Linked DNA regions of Homo sapiens: all the other regions are linked to region 1. The links are chromatin contacts, found by Hi-C or POLR2A ChIA-PET in ENCODE. All regions are on one chromosome and are shown on one strand. Each heading gives the region's core, a stretch centred on a gene start or an enhancer-like site at or near the end of the contact. The rest is flanking DNA. Distances are from core to core; before and after follow the strand shown.

Region 1 (2,711 bases), core at 201-2,700:
AACACGGTGAAACCCCTCTCTACTGAAAATACAAAAATTCGCCGGGCACGGTGGTACACGCCTGTAGTCCCAGCTACTCGGGAGGCTGAGGCAGAAGAATTGCTTGGACCTGGGAGGTGGAGGTTGCAGTGAGCCGAGATCGAGCCACTGCACTCCAGCCTGGGCGATAGAGGCAGACTCCGTCTCAAAAAAGAAAAAAAAAAAGGAGCCAGGAGTGGCGGCGCCTGTAGTCCCAGCTACTTGGGAGGCTGAGGTGGGAGGATCACTTGAGCCCGGAGAGGTTGAGGTTGCATTGAGCCGTGATCGCATCACTGCACTCCAGCTTGGGTTACAGAGCAAGACCCTGTCGAAAAAAAAAATACGGTTTCAGTTTTTTATTTTTTGGTGGGTTTTTTTGTTTGTTTGTTTTGGGACGAAGTCTCGCTCAGTCGCCCAGGTTGGAGTGCAGAGTGGCGTGATCTCAGCTCACTGCAACCTCCGCCTCCCAGGTTCAAGCGATTCTCCTGCCTCAGCCTCCTGAGTAGCTGGGATTACAGGCACCCACCACCACGCCAGGCTAATTTTGTATTTTTAGCAGAGACGGGGTTTCACCATCTTGCTCAGGCTGGTCTCGATCTGCTGACCTCAGGTGATCCGCCCGCCTCGGCCTCCCAAAGTGCTGGGATTCCCGGCGTGAGTCCCGCGCCCGCCCGGGGTGTTTGGATGTCGTCCTAAGAGGCTCCACCCACAGGGGCAGCCCCGGGGCGCGGCTGCGGGGCGCGGCCTCGGCTCCGGCTGAGGGTCTGCCCTCCTAGTGGGAGTTGCGGAGAGGAGGCGCCGCGGAGCGGAGCGGGACCAGGCCCGGGGAAACGCGGCCGGAGGCGGGGCGTCGGCAGGAGGGGCGGTGCTAACGGCCCCGGGTTCCCGGTGCTCCAGCGCCCCCTCCCGGCTCGAGAGAGGAACGCCCGACCACGTCCCTCGGCGGCCGCGGGCGGAGGAGCCGGGCGACACTCCTGTCCCCCTCGCCGCCGCCTCCAGCCTCCCCCGGCACAGCCGGAGAGAATGAGGCTCCAGGCAAAGCCAAGCAGGATCCAGGGCCGGGGCCCGCGCGGAGCCGACACCCTGCTCATAGGAAAGCGAGGCTTGCTTCCCATTGCACGGAAGGGGAAGTCGAGGCCCGGGCGCTTGCTGGTCCGGCGCAGGGAGCTCGGCTCCGGCGCGGAGCGGGGAGGGGGATCGGGCTCAGCGGGGGCCCGATCTAGGCGACTAGGAGCGCCCATCCCGGGACTGCAGCCAGGCGGTCTGGGAGGGGGTGCTGTCCTTAATTTCTGGCTTGAAGGACAGGTGACCCGGGACAGGTGGAGACGGAAGTGAGAGGGGCAGCCAGGTGATGGGGACGGCGCATGCAAGAACCCAAAGGCCGGGAGCATGGGGCTACTGCCGACACCAGAGGCTAGTCCCACCCGGTGTTGACCTGGCAACCAGCCGGGGAGGAAGGGAGCTGTCTGAGGCCACACCCGACGCCCACCGGTGTCACCCGGAGCTGAGGTCATCCGGCCCGCCCTGGGCTGGCAGAGTTCAGCCTGCCCCACCCTCAGCCCGCCCACCGCAGGGGACCTTGCTTGTCGCCTGCCCTACTTGGCCCCACTTTAACCCTGGTGCTGTGCACACAGACAGGCCTGGCAGGGCTCAGGTCTCAGGCGGAGGGTCAGGGTTGTAACTTCCAGAGCCTCTGAGGACTCCTCACTGCTGAGGGCAGCAGCTGGCAGCCTCCAGCTGGGAAGCTCTGGGGATGGCCAGGTCCTGCCGTGTGGCCAGCACAGTCTCACCTCACTAAGGGGCAGCTCCTGTTCACAGAGGTGGGCAAGGTCCTGCTGCCAGGCACGTGCTAAATGAGCACTAATTGTCGTGGGCCACCTTTGTGTAACAAACATTAACTCTAAAGTGTGTGCCCCTTCTTAAAAAGTCCTCCTTAGTACGGTGGTGGGTAAGACGGAAATGGTATGTGTGTGTATAGTGCACAAGTGTGCTGGAGAGCTACGCCATAATCCTAGCTCAGCTCACACCGCATGTCCTGTGAGCAGGCACTCTCCAGGCAATTGGCCTGAAACCAGATGGCTTCACTGAATCATGGAAGCCCTATAAAGATGGCGTAGTATCCCATTTACAGGGAGGAAACCAGGGACCGAGAGGCTGAAGAGCCTGCCTGGGGTCACAGAGCTTGTGAGGGGAGAGCTCCGTCCTGGAGTGCACCATGACACTGTGCACTGGGCTGCGGGGCCCCGGAGGCAGGAAGGTGCCGGGGTGGGGAGACACCCCGTCACTGCAGCTACATTGACACTGGCCACACCCCAGCTGGGGCCTGGAGACCTCCAGTCCCAGGACAGCACTGGGGCGGTACAGGAACACATACTGAGACTGGGAGGGAAAGAGGCTTGCCCTGGAACCACAGCTGGAGAAGCCCAGAGCCAAGGGAGGAACCCCCAAGGCCAGCGGCCCACAGGGGAGCCCTGTTGCCCTCCCTCTCCTCCTGCACCAGGGGCGCTGAGCCCTGCGGACAGGCATGATGGGTGCTGGGCCCGCAAATCATGCAGAACCCGCCCACACCCCAGCAGCCACAGGTTGAACTGATTCTTGCTGAGCTCTAAAAGCCTCCAAGGGAATCCCCTGAGCCCTAGGGGCAAAGATGTGACTGTGGCCGCCAGGGAGATAGGGGTCCAGCCCTTCATGGC
Region 2 (2,700 bases), core at 117-2,616, 430 kb before region 1:
AGGCTGGCCATCTCCTAGAGGGCAGCAGAAGAGGTGGAGCCCGCCGAGCAGGAGAACGTGACAGGCAGGATGAGACAAGGAGGAAACAGCACGGGTGGGGGTGGGCCTGCATCTGAGGAGAGCTATGAAGAGCCATGGGATTTCAACAAAATGCAATGAAGATAGGGAAGAGTGTTTGTTTTGAGTAGAGGGGATCACAGCCAAAGGGGAGGTAGGAAAGTACAGGATGTGTCTGTGGCATAATAAAGTACACAGACTGAGTGGAACTGGAGGCACAGTGTCATCACCCCCACAACAGCTGGTGGCACTTAATGAGCACTTGTGGTGGTCAGGCCCCAACTTACTTGATGCCCACGTAGGTCCTATTATGTCACCTTCCTATTATGGGTGGGGAAACAAACCAGGATCTAGAGCCTGCTCCTGGCTGGGATGGGTAGGCCTGGAGAGGGAATGCTGCCTGGCACTCACCCTAGTGCTCTGCCTTGATGGGGCAGCAGAGCTGGGGCTGCTGGGGCAGCCTGGACCACGCCACTCAGGGCCTCGCAGGGACGTGGCCAGGTGAAATAGTGGAGGTCACTGAAGGTTTTAATTCAGAAAGGTCATATGACCAGAAGCGGGCTTTTAGAAAGACCAAAAGGACAAACGGTGAATGAGGACCTGAAATAGCCTGCTGGTGACTGGCATAAAAAAAGGGCACAAGTGGAAGAGACCTAGAACAAGGGACATAGAGTCCTAAGGCTACCTGGTGATTGCCTCCCCTCAAATCCATGCAATGATAACTATACAAAATGGAAAAGCAAGGCTGGGTGCGGGGGCTCATGTCTGTCATCCCAGCACTTTGGGAGGTTGAGGTGGGAGGTTCACTTGAGCCTAGGAGTTTGAGACCAGCCCGGCCAACATGGCGAGACCCCCATCTCTACAGAAAATACAAAAATTAGCCAGCATGGTGGCAGTGCCTGTGGTTCCAGATACTCAGGAGGCTGAGGTGGGAGGATCGCATAAGCCTGGGAACTCGAGTAAGCCCTGATCACGCCACTACACTCCAGACTGGGTGACAGAGCGACACCGTGTCTCAGAAAAAAAAAAAAGAAAAGCAAAACACTCAACTATATAATCACCATTCTTAGAAGAAAACATATCTAGTTTGAAATATGGACATTCTATTAAGTACTTTGCTTTTATTCCTTGTGAAGAGAACCATGTGAGGGGTCAGTGATGAACTGAGGGCTTATTTCTCTGAGCACTGCTACCCAACCCAGACCTCCAAAGGCTGTTAACGCCCAGGCAGGAAGGCTGAAGGCCTCGCCGTGCTTTGAACACAAACACAAATGTAGAGCGGAGGCCAAGCTGGATCTGGACGGTGCTCATGGCAGGCTGGCGCCCCCTTGTGGCCACCCTCTCTACGTAACTCCTACAGAGACAGCAGGAATACAGTAGGGAACATTCAGAAAATAGTCGCCTCTGCCACAGAAATGAAGTAAACACCTGAAAAAAATTTTAAGTAAAAATCATTTCCCTCACCTTGAGCCCTCATATCTCCCGTTCCTCTCATATTCAGTTGGAAGCCTCAATGAACAGAATGTAGAAGCAGAGAGAAGAGGGAAAGAGAAAAGAAATCTTACATGCCAGTACATGACCACCAATACCAACACCAACACCATAAAATGAACAAAGCCAAAACACGTTTTAAACACCAGCCGGGCTTATGAAAACTCTTCCTCTCATTTGACTGAGCCAGCGCTACCTTCTTCCACAAGGCTGCAGGGGTGTGCACAGGGGCCAGCTCCATGCTGCACACTGCATACATCACACACATTGCATGCCATACCGCTGCACGCTGCACACTGCACACACCGCACACCACGCACGCACAGCGGGCACTCCTGCTGGCTCTTCAGCCTGAGCACACTCGGCCTCAGAATGGGGTTATTCTCACTTTCTAATTGTGCCACACAGTATAATGGGTTTCCAATTAAAAGCCAATGAGGCTATCAGCTGGATTCTATATTCAGTTATTACCTGTTCTGTCCAAGGAAAAATCAGACAAGTGGGAAGATCAATTAAAAAATAATAATAGAATGGAACTGCCAACAGGAAGAAAGTGCTTTTCCCGCAGTTTTGACCTGCAGCTTGGCCTTCTGGTGACTTGAGAGGCACAGGTACAATGTAGCCCTTCAGGAAAGATTTCCTGCCTCATGTGTGCATTAAGAAAGCAATATTTTTGGTTTCTTGATTATCACCATCAAAAAATATGTTTTTCTTTTTTGAGGCAGGGTCTCACTCCCCTAGGCTGGAGCACAGTGGCATGATCATGGCTCACTGCAACCTTGACCTCCCAGGGCTCAGGTGATCCTCCTGCCTCAGCCTCCTGAGTAGCTGGGACCACAGATGCGTGCCACCATGCCCGGCTAATTTTTATATTATTTGTAGAGGCGGGGTTTTGCCATGTTGTCCAGGATGGTCTTGAACTCCTGGGCTCAAGTGATCCGCCCAAAGTGCTGGGATTACAGGCATAAGCCACCATGCCTGGCCTAAAAAATATTAATAAAATCAGAACACCACTTTCTGTAGTGCTTTAAGTAAAAATAATGAGATACTCTTTCTTCAGTGGTTGCTGGAAAGTGGCTTTCAACTCTGAAAATATTAAAACATTTCTGCTACGCAGCTGTTCACATTTTAATTTCTGAAAAAGCCAAATCA
Region 3 (3,062 bases), core at 24-2,523, 300 kb after region 1:
AAAAATAAATAATGGCTCCTCTTCAGTTGTATGCCGTGAATGTAAATTAAGAAGCCGCTACAACGCTCGACATAACCTTTCTGACGCCACAAAAATGAATGAATTATATCCATACACACACACAGGCACACACACCACGCACCACGCATCACATGTCATTCTGAAAACTGATTCTGAGCTTAATTCGAAAAACGTGAAATACAACTGGTCCCGTCAACAGCTCGTAATCTGAAGGTTTCTTGCATTTCCAAGCACGTCCATAACACCTCATCCGTTTCCAGTTTGTTACTGTTTCCAACCGAAGGGAGAGAATTTTCCACACAGAATTATCTCCTCGGGTCCAAATACTAGACCGAAGTCCCCACACGGGGCTGGCTGGCGGCGTGGAACCGGCCAGCCCGCCGAGAGCCGCCTGGCGCCCGCGGGGAAGACGCAGAGCCCGCGGCCAGGAGCCGCCCGGTGCCCCGGGAGTCGCCGGCCCTCGGCGGCCGCGCGAGGGGGATTCGCGCCCTCTGCCCATACCCGGACCCCCGCGCCGCCCGCCAAGCGGTCGGAGGCGCCTCTGAGGCGGAATGACTCAGGACCAACTTTCCAATAACGCCCGGGCCCCCCCGGCCGGCCCGGGCAGCGCGCTCGGCCACGCAGCCCCTGAGCCGCCCGTCCCCCCGCGTGAAACCCGCGGCCCCGCGGGGTGCCGGGTCCTCAACGCCAGCGGGGGTCACGGCCGTAGCGAGGCCTGCGCGCCCCGTTTCCTGAAAAGGTGCGGGCGCCCCGGCCCCCTCGGGCCCCGAGCCCGGCCTCCGGGACAAAGTTTGCCGAAGTTGAGGCGTCCGGAGGCGGGAGGCAGCCCGGCTGGGGCGCGGGGCCAGGCTGAAGCCGCGCCCCGCCGTCGCCGCTGGGACGGGCCGGGCCTGCGCCGCGCCGGGCCCGCGCCGGGCAGCCCCGAGGCCCCCGGGCCCCGCCGCCCAGGGCGCGGGATGGAGGCGACGGGGATGGAGGCGCCCGGCCGCGCGCCGGAGGCCCGCCCGCCCGCCGCGGCCCCTTACCTCGCGGTCCGTCGCCGCTCGGCCGGCTCAGGGGCGCCGGGCGCGTCCTCCGCCGCGGTCCGCAGCGTTCTGCTCCCCGGGCTGCCCCATGGCGGGGGGCGGGGAAGAGCCGGCGGCCGCCGCGGCTGCCGCCGGCTGGAAAGTCCCGGCTGGGCTGCAACCCCGGCTCGCGCACGCGGCGGCCGCGCCGCGCTCCCTCGCTCCCTCGCTCCCTCACGCAGCCCCGCGCAGGCACTTCCTCTCGCGCGCTGGAAATCCCCGGCGCGCCCGCCGCCCCGCCCCCGCCGCCCGCGCGCGTGGGAGCGGCAGGAGCCCGCGAGCGCCGCCGGCCCCACGCGCCCGCCGGCCCCCCGCGCGCGCCCGCGACCCGTTGCTAAGGGCCCTAGCGCCCGGCGGCCGCCCGCCCGGCCTTAGCAACGGCGGCGCCGCGGCGCGGGGCGGGGACGGCCCCGGGCGCCCCCCGCCTCCCTCCCGTCCCCGCCGCGCGCCCCGCGGGCCTCCTCGCTCTGCGCCGCCCCCGCCGCGCCCCCGCCGCCGCGCGTCCCCGCGTCCCCGCCTTTCCGGGTCAAAAAGCCACGCAGGCCGCGTGGGGGCCGAGAGGTGCTGGCGCCGCTCCTCCCCGCGGCCACCTCGCCCGCACCCCCCACGCCAGCATAGCATACGCAGCCCCCGTGCGTGCACGCCCGTGTGCCCATGGCCACACGCGACCCCTACGCACACGCACGGGTCCGATATGCGGCCCCCCGCACTGTCGCGGACGCATACACGACGGTCACATTCCCCTCAAGCGGACACGCACACACACGCTCACCAACACCGTGCGCACGCGTACCAGGCCACGCACCCTCGCGCACACGCAGGTGGGGCTGAGGGTGACTCAGGCCGTGGAGCCCCTTTTCGCATGCAGAGGGCAGGGCTCCACATTAGTTTGGTGGCACTTTCCTTTCTCCCTCCCTTGGACCCTCCCACGCCCCCGGAGTGGTGTCTTGCTCACGGGTGGACAGGGTAGCCAGTTTGCCACGTGCCCCCAGCGTCCTCGGCGGTCCTGGCTGCCCCTGCGCCCCCTGCACCCTCCACCAGGCCGCTGGGGCCTGCGCATTTCTCCCGAGGCCTCTGCCTTCTGCCCCAAAGGCATCAGTGGTGTGTCAGTGATTCACCTAGGCCCACCAAGGCAGCACCCAGCCTGGCTGGGCCTGGCGAGGTGGGAAGCGAAGGGAGGGCTTCTGGGAGGCTCTGGGCCAGCTGAGGGGTGAGGCCTTCGCTGGAGTTTGCAAGTCAGTGGTGAGGGGACAGAAAGGACTTTGCATTTTTCACTTCTCAAGAAGGCTTATAAAGAGCCCTACCCCAGAGCTGAGACCAGTGTGAGTAGCCAAGGCCAGTCTGCCTTCTTGTATTGCTCCAGTGACTCATGTGAGTGGAGGCAGGAAGTCCAGCATCTCCTCCTACAGCTTCACCCATGGAACGTTCCAGAACCCCAGATAGTCCGACCTGGCTGCTGGAAGTCTATCTGGACATCAGAGACATTGGACCATGTCTCTGGCTCCATTAGCCCAACAGATGCTTGTTCTACAGCCACACTCACCAGGCCACAGTGGCACCCCCGTCTGCGCCACAGGCACAGCTCTTTTAGAGGTGACAGGCCCGCCTTCGCCGTCCCTCACAGGGACCTATGGACTCCAGCGGTCTCCCCCACCCCCATGGTGGACTCCCCTTGGGAGCCTCAGGTGCCCTTTCTTGCCTGTCAGGAGTTGGGATGTTACTGACCTCAGGCTCAGGGTCCCAACCACTTCCCATAGCCCAGGCACTGAGGCCTCCCATGTCCCCAGCCCTGCTTAGCCCACAGTCCTGGCACCCTGTCGACTGGGGCCCACTCCCAACGCCTGCCTTATGCTGTGTGTTACCTATGGCCTGGTTTAACTTTGCCAAAATCAGGAAAGACTCCCTTTCCTAGGCTGGACTATTTTTGGTTGTTTTAAAAGAAGCAGGACATGGACCGGGCATGGTGGCTCACACCTG
Region 4 (3,036 bases), core at 270-2,769, 450 kb before region 1:
ACCTACAGTGAGCTCCTCGGGGTAGCCCTGGCCTCTTTCCAGAAGGGGCAACTCTCTCTGCTTCACCATCAGCACGGAGGACTAGAGGTTGACGGTCAGTACCTAGGACAGCGCCAAGCATCAAGCTGGCCACGCCCCACCAAGGCAAGCAGGACCCTCACTAGAGCACCAGTCCTCCCCAGCTCCTCCTGGTCCATTTCCCACCACCTCTCACTCCAGTTACAGCACCAGCCTCCTAACGGGCTTCTCTGCCTCCACCTTCACTCCCTGCTGTCAGCATCCCGGAAAGATGTGAAAATAGAAACTGAGGAGCCACATGTGTCTGTAGGAAGGGCAGGCTGGAGGCTCTGACCTCCACCTTTGTGTCAATTTCTGCGTTAAACTGAGGCAGCCTGAGGAACTCACCAGACTCACAGACCACAGAGCCGGGCCGAAGCTCCAACATCATGGTGATGAGGGCGATGTCTGTGGAGTAGAGGATCTGCGTGCGGTGCGGCAGGTTCAGCGTCCAGAGCTCGGGCGTGGGGTGCAGCACATACACCCAGCCACCTCGGCCGCACGTCACCTTGGAGCCGAAGGGGCGGCCGATAAGGTCAACTGAGTGCCGCAGGACACCATGCCGGGTCTGGGTCTGTGCCCCACGCTGCACACGCACCGCCACCATTGCACCATGGCCCAGTGACAGGATGGCCGTGTCACCCTCCTTGATCAGCTCCTCGTATGCCACGAAGCTCATGGTGCTAATGTCTGGCAAGGGCCAAGGACCTGGGGAGGGGTGTGTGTAGGCATGAGCAAGTCAGGAGGCAGGATGAGGGCCTAGGGTCTAGGTAGAAGGCTTCGAGGCCTACATCCCAGCAGTGGGCATGGGCGGGGTGTGGCTAGCTCAGCCTCAGTCTCTGCCACTGCCTGACAGGGAGCCCAATAGCGCTGCACTCTGGCCTGGCCTCTGAAGCCTTTCTTGGTCTAGGACAAGAGACAGGGACTATGAGCCTAAATCAGAGATGAAAAGACTGAGGCTTGGCAATGGCGGAGTTCGGTCCCAAGGATTCCCGGAGTGAGGACCCGACCCTCCCATCACCCTTCTCCAGGAGCTTGACTCCCATTCCCAAGATGTGAGATGAGGAAGCGCCTTTGCGAGGTGTCCACCGGCGGGGGAGAGGCAAATGGTCAATGAGGTCACCTCCAAGCCAGGCTTGATTCCTCACCCCAGTCTCCCCCACGGGGGCTAGGTGGCAGGGTATGACAGAGGATTCAGGGCTCCCCAGTAAGGGGCTGGGGACGCGGAGCTGGCCGTCCACGCAAACACCGCCCAGCCGATGCAGAGGCAACAAGGGGCCAGGCCGGGCCGGCGGGGGCCGCCCATGCGAGGCTGGAGGGACAGGCCCTGCGCGCCGTGCCCGGCCCGGGTCACCCTCACCCGCGCCCTGCCACCCTGTACCCCGCGGAGTCTCACCTGCGACGCTCCTGCTGCCGGGGCTCCACACGTGCCTCCGCGACGCGCGGCGGCGGCGGCCACAACACTTCCGGCTCCGCGCCCGCTGATGACGTCGCGCCCCGCCTCCGCCTCCCCCTCCCCCCCTCCGCGCACGGGATCCTGGGAGCGCCAGGCTGCCCTTCCCGCCCCTCCCAGAGGACGTTTCCTGGGCGACTTCTTCCCTCATGTGAGCTGCTCTGTTTACATTTGCTGGTCGCTGGAAGATCGAAAGACTGGACAAAATCCATATGGCGGCCGGCCGGCGCGGTGGCTCTCGCCTGTGATCCCGCGCTTTGGGAGGCCGAGGCGGGAGGTTCTTCTGAGCTGAAGAGTTCGAGACCAGCCCGGGAAACGTAGTGAGACCCCCACCATCTCTACAAATAATAACAAACAAACAAAAGGTCCCCCCGCCCCGCCGGCCGCGGGTTGCCGTCGCACCCAGGCACATTTGAAGGGCGGCAGGAGCCAAGGCCTGGCTGTCACTGCTGTCCCGGACCCCTTTGACGGCCCCTGGGGGTTCACCAGAGGGCTGGCCCGTGGCTCACTGCCCAGTCCTCTATGAGGACACTTCGCCATAGACATTTTGTTATTGCAGACTGCTCTGGGAACACCCCTGACTGGGCCCTAAAATGAATTCCAGAAAAGGAATCGCAGGTCAAGGGGCGGTTCTAAAAGGCTTGGGCTAGGGTCAGCCAGAGCTCTGTGCAGCAGATGGGGGCCTGGAAAAGTCTGCAGAAGTGGCCTTCCGCCCAGGCCCTGCCTCCCCCGACGGGGGCACGTTGTCCTGAGTGCAGAGCTGCTTCTAGGAGGGAGTAGGGGTCCTGTGTCCCCTCCTGCGAACCAAGGCATAATGAGAACTGGATGACTTGGGCCCACTTTTGGGTCTGGTGAGCAGCCTGGGCAGGAGACTGGAGGAGGTGCTGCTGGAGGATGGGCAGAACAGGGAAGCGGGAGTGGCGTTCTGTCTCAGCAACACCATTCCCAGCTGGCTCCTCTGTGGAGTGTGTGTGCAGGGGAGCGGGGGCAGGGGACACGGATTTTCTTCCTCCAGCTCTTAGCTCTCAGGACCAGAGCTTGGAGAGGAACAGAGACCCCCCTACCCAGCCTAGGGTTTAGCCTGCGCCCGAACCCAAGCCAGTTAGCAATGACCCTAGGGCACCCTCCCCAGTCACTCAGCCACTCCAGCCTGGTAAGATGAGGTGGCCAGGCTCCTGCAGAGCGAGCTCCCCTCTGGAGCCCTGGCAGCCTGTAGAGCACTCTCAACTCTCTCGCCTCTGGGGCAGGCCAGGCCAGGCTGTTTGTGGCCCTTGCATTGGCTTCTCAGGGTCCATCATGGAAACCTAGGGGTCCAACCTCAGCCCCTCTGTGTCCCTGCCCTAGCTGCGGCTGAGAGCCCCCAGGAGTAAGCTGGTGAGAGGCCTTCCATGGCCTCCCACTCTCTGTGGGCTCCTGTCCCTGTGGGGCCACCACGCTGGCCACCAGCTGCCTCTACTTCTGCCTTACAGCCTCCCTGCCTTCTGCTCTCAACGTTGAAACAGCCCCCTCCACAGCTCCCGAACCTG
Region 5 (2,784 bases), core at 119-2,618, 340 kb before region 1:
ATTTTGTTTTCGTATTTTTAGTAGAGACGGGGTTTCACCATGTTAGCCAGGATGGTCTCGATCTCCTGACCTCGTGATCCGCCCGCCTCAGCCTCCCAAAGTGCTGGGATTACAGGCGTGAGCCACCGCGCCCAGCCTCAATTTTCAATTTAAAGGAGTTCTGAGACAGAAACGTTTGAGAACTGCTGTTCTCATCAATGGCATTGTACACAACCACTGAAATGAACAATTATGACGATTAGTGGCAACGTAGAAAACTGCTTTGGATAAAATTCCGAGGGCGGAAAAAACAAGATACAAAATTATAATCAAAAATATGTTGAAAAAACATGTATATGGAAAATATACAAAAACAAAAATGGTATTCAGAATATTAGGATTGTGGGGTTTTTCTTCTCTATTCTCCAAACTTTCTGTAAAGTTGTTAACATAGTCTTCACCAACAAACTCGTGACTAAACATAAGCATTTATGCAAAGTCTCAGGAAGTTTCACACACCCCAGGATGAAGAAACGTGGTTTCAGGAGTGAAGCAACAGATGAAAAGGCAGGCGGGGGAGGACTAAGTGACTGAGGGGTGGGATCATCAGTTCCTCCCAGGCAGAAGAGAAGATTCTTATCTAGAGAAACTGGATACTCTCAGAAATCTAAGGACACAAATATCTGGGGTCTTCAATAAAAGCACCAGACAACTCCCAATAGGAAAGCTCTGTGGTCAAACATGTCCTATTCATACAAACACAGCTTGTGATCAGATGCTTAGGGCTCCACATTAGGTACAGACAACCAGAGGCTACCAGACATCCAGAGAAAGTCTCTATATGAAAGAGCGGTAACAAGAAAGAACCCCAGAAAAAAAGAGAAGCAATGCAGGGAACAAAAATCTACTTTATAAAAGAGCTAAAAAAAAAAAAAAAAAAAAAAAGCCTTTACTATTCTCAGGGAGTCAGCAGAAGAAACAACATTCATAATACCAGGGCTAGATGCTGTAAAGACAGTAACAACAAACAGATGAAAATGATCAAAGAGTGAGCTGGGGAGAGAAGAGGAGACACACACACAGCTTTCTTTCTTTTGAGACAGAGTTTTGCTCTGTCACCCAGGCTGGAGTGCAGTGGCGCGATCTCGGCTCACTGCAACCTCTGCCTCCCGGGTTCAAGAGATTTTCCTGCCTCAGCCTCCTGAGTAGCTGGGATTACAGGTGCGCGCCACCACGCCCAGCTAATTTTTTTGGATTTTTAGTAGAGGCAGGGTTTCACCATGTTGACCAGGCTGGTCTCAAACTCCTGACCTCAAGTGACACTTCTGCCTTAGCCTCCCCAAGTGCTGAGATTACAGGCATGAGTCACCGTGCCCGGCCCACACACACATTTTTAACAGAAAGAATGGAAGATGAAGTTAAAAATATCTCCCAGAAAGTAAAAACATAGAGATAGAAGATAGATTTTGAGGCTCTTTTCAAGCACTCCAGTCTCTGCTTAAGGATTCCAGAATGAAGATTTTTAAGTTAAAAAAGAGACAATTTTCCAGAACTGAAAGACAAAAACCTCTATATTAAAAGGGTCCAATGAGCACCAAGAACAATGAATGAAGACTAACCCTTGGCACCTCAATGGCTAATTTCTAAAAACCAAGGATAAACTTCCAGAAAGAAAAAAAATATTACATACTTAAGCTACTTACATGGTTATACTCCAGTCTTTGACATTCCCAATATCTGAAAACCTTTCATGATCCAAGTTTGAGCTTCCCATTCTTTAACTAACTTCTTCTACCTTCCTGCTCACTCAATCTAGTACTCTAATAACTGTTGGAACTTACCAGGATCTGTAATTCACTGACCCCACACCTTCATAGGGTCAGTCTTCCTCCTCAAGTTCTTAGTTCCTAATTATATCACTAATTTCATTGTGATGTTGTTGTATAACAATGCTCCTGGGGTGTTGTATAACAATGCTCCTTTGTCCTTTCACTATACTAATGTGACAAAACCCCAATCTCTGCAAATGCCATGCCTGCAGCTGGGCAACTGAATGTGGCTGGAGAGTAGCACAACGCCATGCTGACTCTTCCCACTTTAAATCCTTGGTCACCAACCTCAGGGAAGCCTTAAGGCTGCCTGGCAATTCTATTACATTTCTCTAGTCCATTCACTCTCCTGCTTATCTGGCAATTATTTTAACCTCCTCACATCTCTAATACATCTCCTCATCGTAGCAGATCAGTTTGCTTTCCATTTTACTGAAAAAACAGTTTGCACTCAGAAAATTTCTACAAGCTCCTACTACCATAAGGATCCCCTCACCTGCACTGATGCCGGCACCCTCTGCTTTCCTCCTATTTCTTTACTTTATTTTCTTTCTTTATTTTTTGAGACAGAGTTTTGCTCTTGTTGCCCAGGCTGGACTGCAGTGGTGCGATCTCGGCTCACCACAACCTCTGCCTCCTGGGTTCAAGCAATTCGCCTGCCTCAGCTTCCTGAGTAGCTGGGATTACAGGGGCACGCCACCATGCCCAGATAATTTTTTGTATTTTTAGTAGAGATGAGGTTTCACCATGTTGGCCAGGCTGGTCTCGAACTCCTGATATCAGGTGATCCACTCGCTTCGGCCTCCCGAAGTGCAGGGATTACAGGCGTGATCCACCACGCCTGGCTTGCTTTCCTCCTATTTCTATGGAAGAACTGTCCATGTTATCCAAAGACCAATGCCTCCACCATCCCCTCACCTATTCCAAAATCTCTTCGACAGCACCAATTTCCTCCTTTTTATGAGATTATCCCCAT

What was found. Hi-C counts contacts between places; a loop is a spot of excess contacts on that map. ChIA-PET counts read pairs that join two places held with the same protein, here RNA polymerase II (POLR2A). Pooled maps may share reads with other maps.
Region 2: a pooled map shows a loop between it and region 1 (5-fold over the local background). The contact joins two enhancer-like sites. A Hi-C loop is called at or near these places in 5 of 50 pooled maps. POLR2A ChIA-PET finds 5 or more read pairs at or near these places in 3 of 52 experiments (B cell, H1 and HEK293).
Region 3: a map of PC-9 shows a loop between it and region 1 (2.7-fold over the local background). The contact joins the promoter of TRAF3 here to the enhancer-like site in region 1. A Hi-C loop is called at or near these places in 1 of 168 maps with a recorded cell type or tissue (PC-9) and 9 of 50 pooled maps. POLR2A ChIA-PET finds 5 or more read pairs at or near these places in 4 of 52 experiments (B cell, HEK293, PC-9 and 1 more).
Region 4: a pooled map shows a loop between it and region 1 (3-fold over the local background). The contact joins the promoter of TRMT61A here to the enhancer-like site in region 1. A Hi-C loop is called at or near these places in 1 of 168 maps with a recorded cell type or tissue (K562), 4 of 37 single-sample maps with no recorded cell type and 6 of 50 pooled maps. POLR2A ChIA-PET finds 5 or more read pairs at or near these places in 3 of 52 experiments (B cell, H1 and HEK293).
Region 5: a loop to region 1 is called in a pooled map, with 2.6 times the contacts of the local background. The contact joins two enhancer-like sites. A Hi-C loop is called at or near these places in 2 of 50 pooled maps. POLR2A ChIA-PET finds 5 or more read pairs at or near these places in 2 of 52 experiments (AG04450 and WTC11).

What each region holds. Positions count from the first base shown.
Region 1 is chr14:103,073,935-103,076,645 of GRCh38, reverse strand. No RefSeq gene overlaps it. Among named protein-coding and RNA genes, the nearest start is that of LBHD2, 8.9 kb to the left of the region's middle. RefSeq lists a silencer at 598-1,047 and an enhancer at 1,241-1,832. Within about 2 kb of position 1,450, at least 25 of the 41 ENCODE cell types and tissues checked have a DNase peak (open chromatin) inside an H3K27ac peak, as active enhancers do; they include PC-9, where a contact is called at or near this core.
Region 2 is chr14:103,499,022-103,501,721 of GRCh38, reverse strand. It overlaps MARK3 (microtubule affinity regulating kinase 3), which reads right to left. Exons shown (of 18, transcript NM_001128918.3): 17 at 1,522-1,566. Among named protein-coding and RNA genes, the nearest start is that of CKB, 22 kb to the left of the region's middle. Within about 2 kb of position 1,366, at least 9 of the 41 ENCODE cell types and tissues checked have a DNase peak (open chromatin) inside an H3K27ac peak, as active enhancers do.
Region 3 is chr14:102,775,660-102,778,721 of GRCh38, reverse strand. It overlaps TRAF3 (TNF receptor associated factor 3), which reads right to left and starts at 1,273. Exons shown (of 12, transcript NM_145725.3): 1 at 1,047-1,273. RefSeq lists silencers at 431-490, 731-780, 991-1,600, 1,691-1,750 and an enhancer at 2,461-2,700.
Region 4 is chr14:103,527,679-103,530,714 of GRCh38, reverse strand. It overlaps TRMT61A (tRNA methyltransferase 61A), which reads right to left and starts at 1,519. Exons shown (of 4, transcript NM_152307.3): 1 at 1,454-1,519; 2 at 406-765. The coding sequence starts at 736. RefSeq lists silencers at 1,363-1,532, 1,543-1,592.
Region 5 is chr14:103,416,360-103,419,143 of GRCh38, reverse strand. The region is part of intron 2 of MARK3 (microtubule affinity regulating kinase 3); the gene reads right to left. Among named protein-coding and RNA genes, the nearest start is that of MARK3, 32 kb to the right of the region's middle. RefSeq lists enhancers at 483-552, 563-672. Within about 2 kb of position 1,368, at least 6 of the 41 ENCODE cell types and tissues checked have a DNase peak (open chromatin) inside an H3K27ac peak, as active enhancers do.